Linked DNA regions of Homo sapiens: region 1 is linked to region 2. Evidence: chromatin contacts called from ENCODE Hi-C or POLR2A ChIA-PET data. All regions are on one chromosome and are shown on one strand. The core of a region is the stretch at or near the end of the contact, and the rest is flanking DNA. Distances in the headings are between cores, read along the strand shown.

The links. A loop is a pair of places that touch in the nucleus more often than their neighbours do. ChIA-PET counts read pairs that join two places held with the same protein, here RNA polymerase II (POLR2A). Pooled maps may share reads with other maps.
Region 1: a loop to region 2 is called in a pooled map, with 4 times the contacts of the local background. The contact joins two enhancer-like sites. A Hi-C loop is called at or near these places in 3 of 50 pooled maps. POLR2A ChIA-PET finds 5 or more read pairs at or near these places in 4 of 52 experiments (AG04449, OCI-LY7, SK-N-SH and 1 more).

Annotation. Positions count from the first base shown.
Region 1 is chr2:46,089,849-46,092,548 of GRCh38, reverse strand. All of the region lies in intron 11 of PRKCE (protein kinase C epsilon), which reads right to left. Among named protein-coding and RNA genes, the nearest start is that of EPAS1, 210 kb to the left of the region's middle. Within about 2 kb of position 1,399, at least 2 of the 41 ENCODE cell types and tissues checked have a DNase peak (open chromatin) inside an H3K27ac peak, as active enhancers do.
Region 2 is chr2:46,033,369-46,036,068 of GRCh38, reverse strand. All of the region lies in intron 10 of PRKCE (protein kinase C epsilon), which reads right to left. Among named protein-coding and RNA genes, the nearest start is that of EPAS1, 260 kb to the left of the region's middle. Within about 2 kb of position 1,374, at least 7 of the 41 ENCODE cell types and tissues checked have a DNase peak (open chromatin) inside an H3K27ac peak, as active enhancers do.

The sequences.
Region 1 (2,700 bases), core at 150-2,649, 56 kb before region 2:
ACTTTTTATAAACATCATGGTCAACAAGGAAAGCCCTTTCTAAGTACCTCCTGAGTACAGAAGAATCTAGGCTTGGCCAAGGCAGAGGCACCTCCTTTCTCCTTGTCTCCCCTCTGCCCAATTCTGGCACCGGGCACACGACAGGCACTAAGGCAAGACTGACTCTCAGGGAATGATGATAAGGGCTCATTAGAGATCAAAAGGCTTGGAGAATCTAAGGAGGAAGAGTCTATAACTTACATCTTTCTCTGCTGGTGGATAAAGACCAAATTTTAATGCTCAAAATGACAAATGTTAATTATTCATGATATGTGACATAGATAAGACGCTCTGTCATTTCCCACTGGCTTTCATATCCTCTATCACAGTCTGACTTCCAGCAATCACTCTCAGCTACCTTTTGAAAGAGACAAGGCAGGTACTATCTAAACTTCACAAGTGGAGACCAGTCACAAAGAGGTTTTGTAAGTTGCTCACGAAGATTTCTCAGAAAGTTCTCTAGAAACTGTTAAACTGTTTACCCCTGGGTAGTTATGAGTTTGATGAAGAAAAACGGACTTTACGCCTTTCTTCACTGCTTAGATTTTTATTTTTCCTATGACTACTACTTTATCATTTCAAAAAAGAAAGAGTTCGATTTTATCAGAAGGGAAGAATGAAGAAAAAAGGACAAGAAATAATTCATTTCTCTAAAGTGATTTCAGGCATTCCTTTTGGAGACCGGGATGGATAAGAAATCTCTAATGTTCTTTCACTGTATCTTAGTAATGTAAATTCGAGGTATGTGACTGGCTAACATTTACTGAGTACTTACTCTGTGGCAGGTGGTATTTATTTAAAATTACTTAGACCTATTCACTCATGAAATCCCTACGACTTTGTGAGACAGGTATAACTATCATCCCTACTTTATTGATGAGGATGCAGGCAGAAAACATGGGGACACTTGGTCAGGGCTATGGAATCTACGTCTTTCTCCACCCTCTGCTGCACAGCGCTCCTGGCTTCTGGATTACAAAAGAATAAAAAGATACCTTCCTGGCTGCCAAGCCTTCAACTCCATTCCCAGGCCCCTCTACTCCCCTCACTGTCTGAGGCATCATCACAAAATTTCTCCTTCATGACATGGGGACAGAGGGAGTATTCTCTGAAAGTCAGCTGCTGCTGTTGAGCAGCTCGGAGACTAACATGCATAAGCACTGAGCAGCATGTTGAGGAGGAGGAATTTCCCTGAATCAACCTTGGACGGAAAGCCCACCCTTCAAAAACCTCCCACAGTGCCTACAAGTGTATGGGGAGGGCAGGTGGTTAAATGCCATAATTAGGAAAAGTGGAAACAGGTGATCTAATGCATTCTTCTACTACAGCACAAGGGACAGGAACCCCCACCCAGCCCTCCCCCTGCTTCCCCCACCCCGTGTCCAGCAGGGGACACAGAGACAGCACCCTCTGCTGTCTAGGGGGAAAAGAAACCAGAGGAAAAGGAGATTGTGTCTATCTGTTTGGGCTCTCTTTCAAGTGTGAGCCAGAGAAATGACTTCTCTTACTTCTTGGACATGAACCAATTAGCTGCTAATTAGTTTGTATATCAATTCCAACAGGAAGGCTGGAAAATTCTATCTCAACTTAAGCAATGACACTTGTCCTCCTAAATTTGGTCTTGCCTGTCTCCCACATAAATTCCCTGTATCACATAAAACATGGTCTCTGCCTGGATCAGAATGGCCAGAAGCAAACAGGCAGAAACACATATGTACAGCTTCTCCATCAACCTCATATAGACCTCCCCACAGAGCCTTTTGCAGCTTGATACAAAGGCAGCATGGGAACACAGACCACAGGGTCCTCATAAATCCATAAAATAAAAGATAAGAGGAAATGGGGTGTTTTCTAGGGTCACAGAAAAAAATATCTTGTATACTAGAAATGCTTCAAACAAAGACTGGAGAAATATATACCTGTGAGGTAGCAATCCACTGGATTAGAAGACTCTGGGGCAGGAGAGACTAGAAGAACAAATATTTATTGATCATCTACTGCCAGTAGGGTACTGTCTTAGATCAACTAGGTAAGCACTCTCAGGTGGAGTTCTCAATCACAGAAGAGGTATCATAAGTAAAAACCCAAGGGTGGCAGAGGGAACAAGCAAAATGCACAATAAAGAGACTGTCATGTTGCTCAGGGAGGCATGATCCCACTAGGGGAGGGAGTCAGGGGAGGCCGCTCACAGCTGGAGTGCTTGAAGAGGTCCTGAGGATGAAATTCTCTTGAGCTACGGTCCCCCAATCACCTAGAGAACACTTTTTTTAAAATACAAATTCCTGAACTCCATATATCAGGTCTATTGAATCAATAGCTCCAGGAGTATTACTCTGGAATCTGTGTTTATGATTATTATGGCAAAACATACATAAAAGTAGACAGAATAGTGAACTCCAAGTGCCCATCATCCATCTCCAGCAATCACCTACTCATGACCATTCTGTTTTCACCCATCCCCTTACCTATTTCCCCTCCCCAAGTATTATAGGATCTGTATTTTTTTAAACCAGAGACCCTGAGGCAGTCAGATCTTGGATGCAATCTGGGAACCACTGATGCAGACACAGATTAGGAGCAAGGGAATCCTAGGGACAATGGGGGCAAAGTCTCAGAGAAGTGAGAGGCAATGGTATTTGGGGGATAATGGCAAGTAATTTG
Region 2 (2,700 bases), core at 125-2,624:
TTTCATGTTCTGCTTAAATGTTACTGTAATTCATCAGAGACCACCCTGGATTACAACAAACAAACACCTTTTCCCTAGCACTTCCACCTTCCCCTGCTTTGCAGTCTCATTTGTTATCACCACCTGACATCAGGGATTTTTTAATCCGTTATTGCCTTTCTGCCACTACTTGAAGCTCTATGAGGACAGGTTTCCAGCTCTTTTGTTCTCTGCTGGATCTCAAGGACTTAGGACTGTGCCTTGCATGTAGCAGGTATAAGATAAACAGATGTTAAATTAATGCATATCTGTTATAACTTGTTTGCCTCCATGGTGTTAGGCTATGTTTATGTATATACACTTACTATATATAACGTGCCATATACACCATATATAGTAATTTATATTTACCTTACCATCTACTATATACACACGCACATATATGGCATATGCCAAATACATGACAAATGTTCAGCAGACATTTACGAACAACAATATTATTCCCTCCTTGAGCTGAGACCTCTAATGGTTTTTCATTTCACACACTCCTTCCCTAAGTCTGGGAGGGCACCCCCTGGACTAAAGAGGGGAGTTATGAGGTGGGGATGGAGCAGGCAGGGACTGGGAAGGACAAAGTGTCCTGTTTCAAGTTAGCATCTGCACAAAAGAGCCTGCCCTGGGGTATGGTCTAGTCAAGCAAAGCCCTGGCCTTTTGTGCTTCTTGCTCACACAGGAGACCTGGACCTTGTTTTCTCTATGAGAAAGGAGTTCAGATCCTTCAGGCTACAGAGAAGGCTCTGGCCTTTCAGGCCAGCTTCAAAAATTCTGATGTTTCTCTAGAGGTATCAAAGAAATCCTGAAGTGTGGTGTCATGAGCTATGGGCAGGCCTGTGGTGTATGGGGACACCTGGACGATGGAAGCTGGGAATGTGCTCTGCTTGAAAGCCCTGACATCAAGGGTCATTCTGATTTTGCTGAGCCAGAGCAAAGGAGACCCTGTCTGAAGGAAGAGGAAGGGTGAGACCTTCAGCTTCAGAGGTACAACCCATGTGGTCACAGGCTGCTTTCGAGAAGGGACTCTTTGGGTCTAATCCAGATTTGTAGCCCCTTCCCAGAACCAAGATGTACAGAGACCACACATAGTAGGGCTATCACTCTAAGGTGTAGGCAGTGCATGCCAACAAGCTAGCAGTCTCAGAATGGTTTGCAAAGGTGCAAACCTCAGAACATACCATCAGTAATGAATCTGGCTACTGTTTGGCCTCTGATACGTGCATGGCACTATGCCAGAAATAATATCTCTAATCTTCCCAACAAGCCTCCAAAGGAGGTCAGAGCAGTTGATTTGCCAAAGGACTCCCTGTGGTTGGGCAGCAGAGCCCAGACAGGATCCCCGCCCTGGGTTCTGTCCAGCATGCTAGGTTGCCTCTCCTAAGCCCATGGCCTCGGCGTGCTCCCAAGGCTACAGGAGGGGAAGCTGACAGAGACTGAGTTACTGTGGTGTCCTTAGATGTGGGAGGGAGGATCTTCGGAAGGAAGCAGCCAATTCTGGTGTTGCTTGAGGTTTGAAGGATTGGTGGCTAGAGATCTATATGCAATGTTTTCAAAATTAGGAGTTGGAATGGAAGATACTCCGACCAAGGAAGAATACAATACCAAATATGCAAACACGGGCACACAGCCCCCTCCTTACGAAAGTAGGGGGAAGAGCCCTAATCACCACTATCATTTATTAAATGCTTGCTATGGGCCTGGTGCTGTTGGGTAAGTGCTTTACCCAATTTATTTCATTTAATCCTCCCTACAACCCTATGGGGTAGGTGACAGCCCCTATCTAAGGATAACATGGAAGTGAGTGCTTGGAAAATCTGTAACTACTTTACAAGTAACATTGAGGTATAAGTACTCAGGTTTGGACTCTCACAGACCGCAGTCTTGGCTCTTGGGATGCCCCAAGACATCCTTTATTTCAGAGCCAAATTTCTAAAAGCCTAGAGTGTTGTCATCTCCAGCATGGCTTAAGGCTATGTCCTTACCCACTGTCAGTGGGCTGGGGCCATCTGCCTAGACTTGGTGCCTGTTTTAGGTACATTAGAAAGCCTACGGCTTTCTCTAAACTGAAACATAGGCTTTCAGACTGAAATCCCAAGCTCAAGGTTGTCCTCACACTGGTGACCCCTCAATTTGTTCCTCTCATCAGAAATGCTCTTTCCCCTCTGAGTCATCAGTGCAAATCCTACAGTCCTCCAGGCTCAGGTGAAATGCCACCTCCCATGCCCAGTTGCCCTGACTCTCCATTCTTCTAGGAACTCCTCCAGCAGCCCGGCATCTGATTCTATCGAATCCTGCACTGCTTACCTCATTTCATACGTACACTTTTGAGGATAAGGCTCATAGCTTACAGATCTTTTTCAAATCCAGTCAGATTTAGGACAGTGCCTTGGGCAGTCATTTGCTGATTGATTCTAAAGTCAACTCTCTCCAACAGTAGGTGTCTATGCCACTATCAGGCAGTATTTCTCAAAGCGTGGCCAATAACCACCTTGCATTTTAAAATGCAGATCCCCAAGCCCTATTGAATCTGTATCTCAAGGGGTGGGACCTACAATTTGCCAATTAACCGGCTCCCTGGGAGATCCAAAAACACTAATGTTTAAGAACCCTGCCATGAGGGACAATGCAATAGTCAACTGAGACAGCAAGATCCATGTCCAAGGGCCA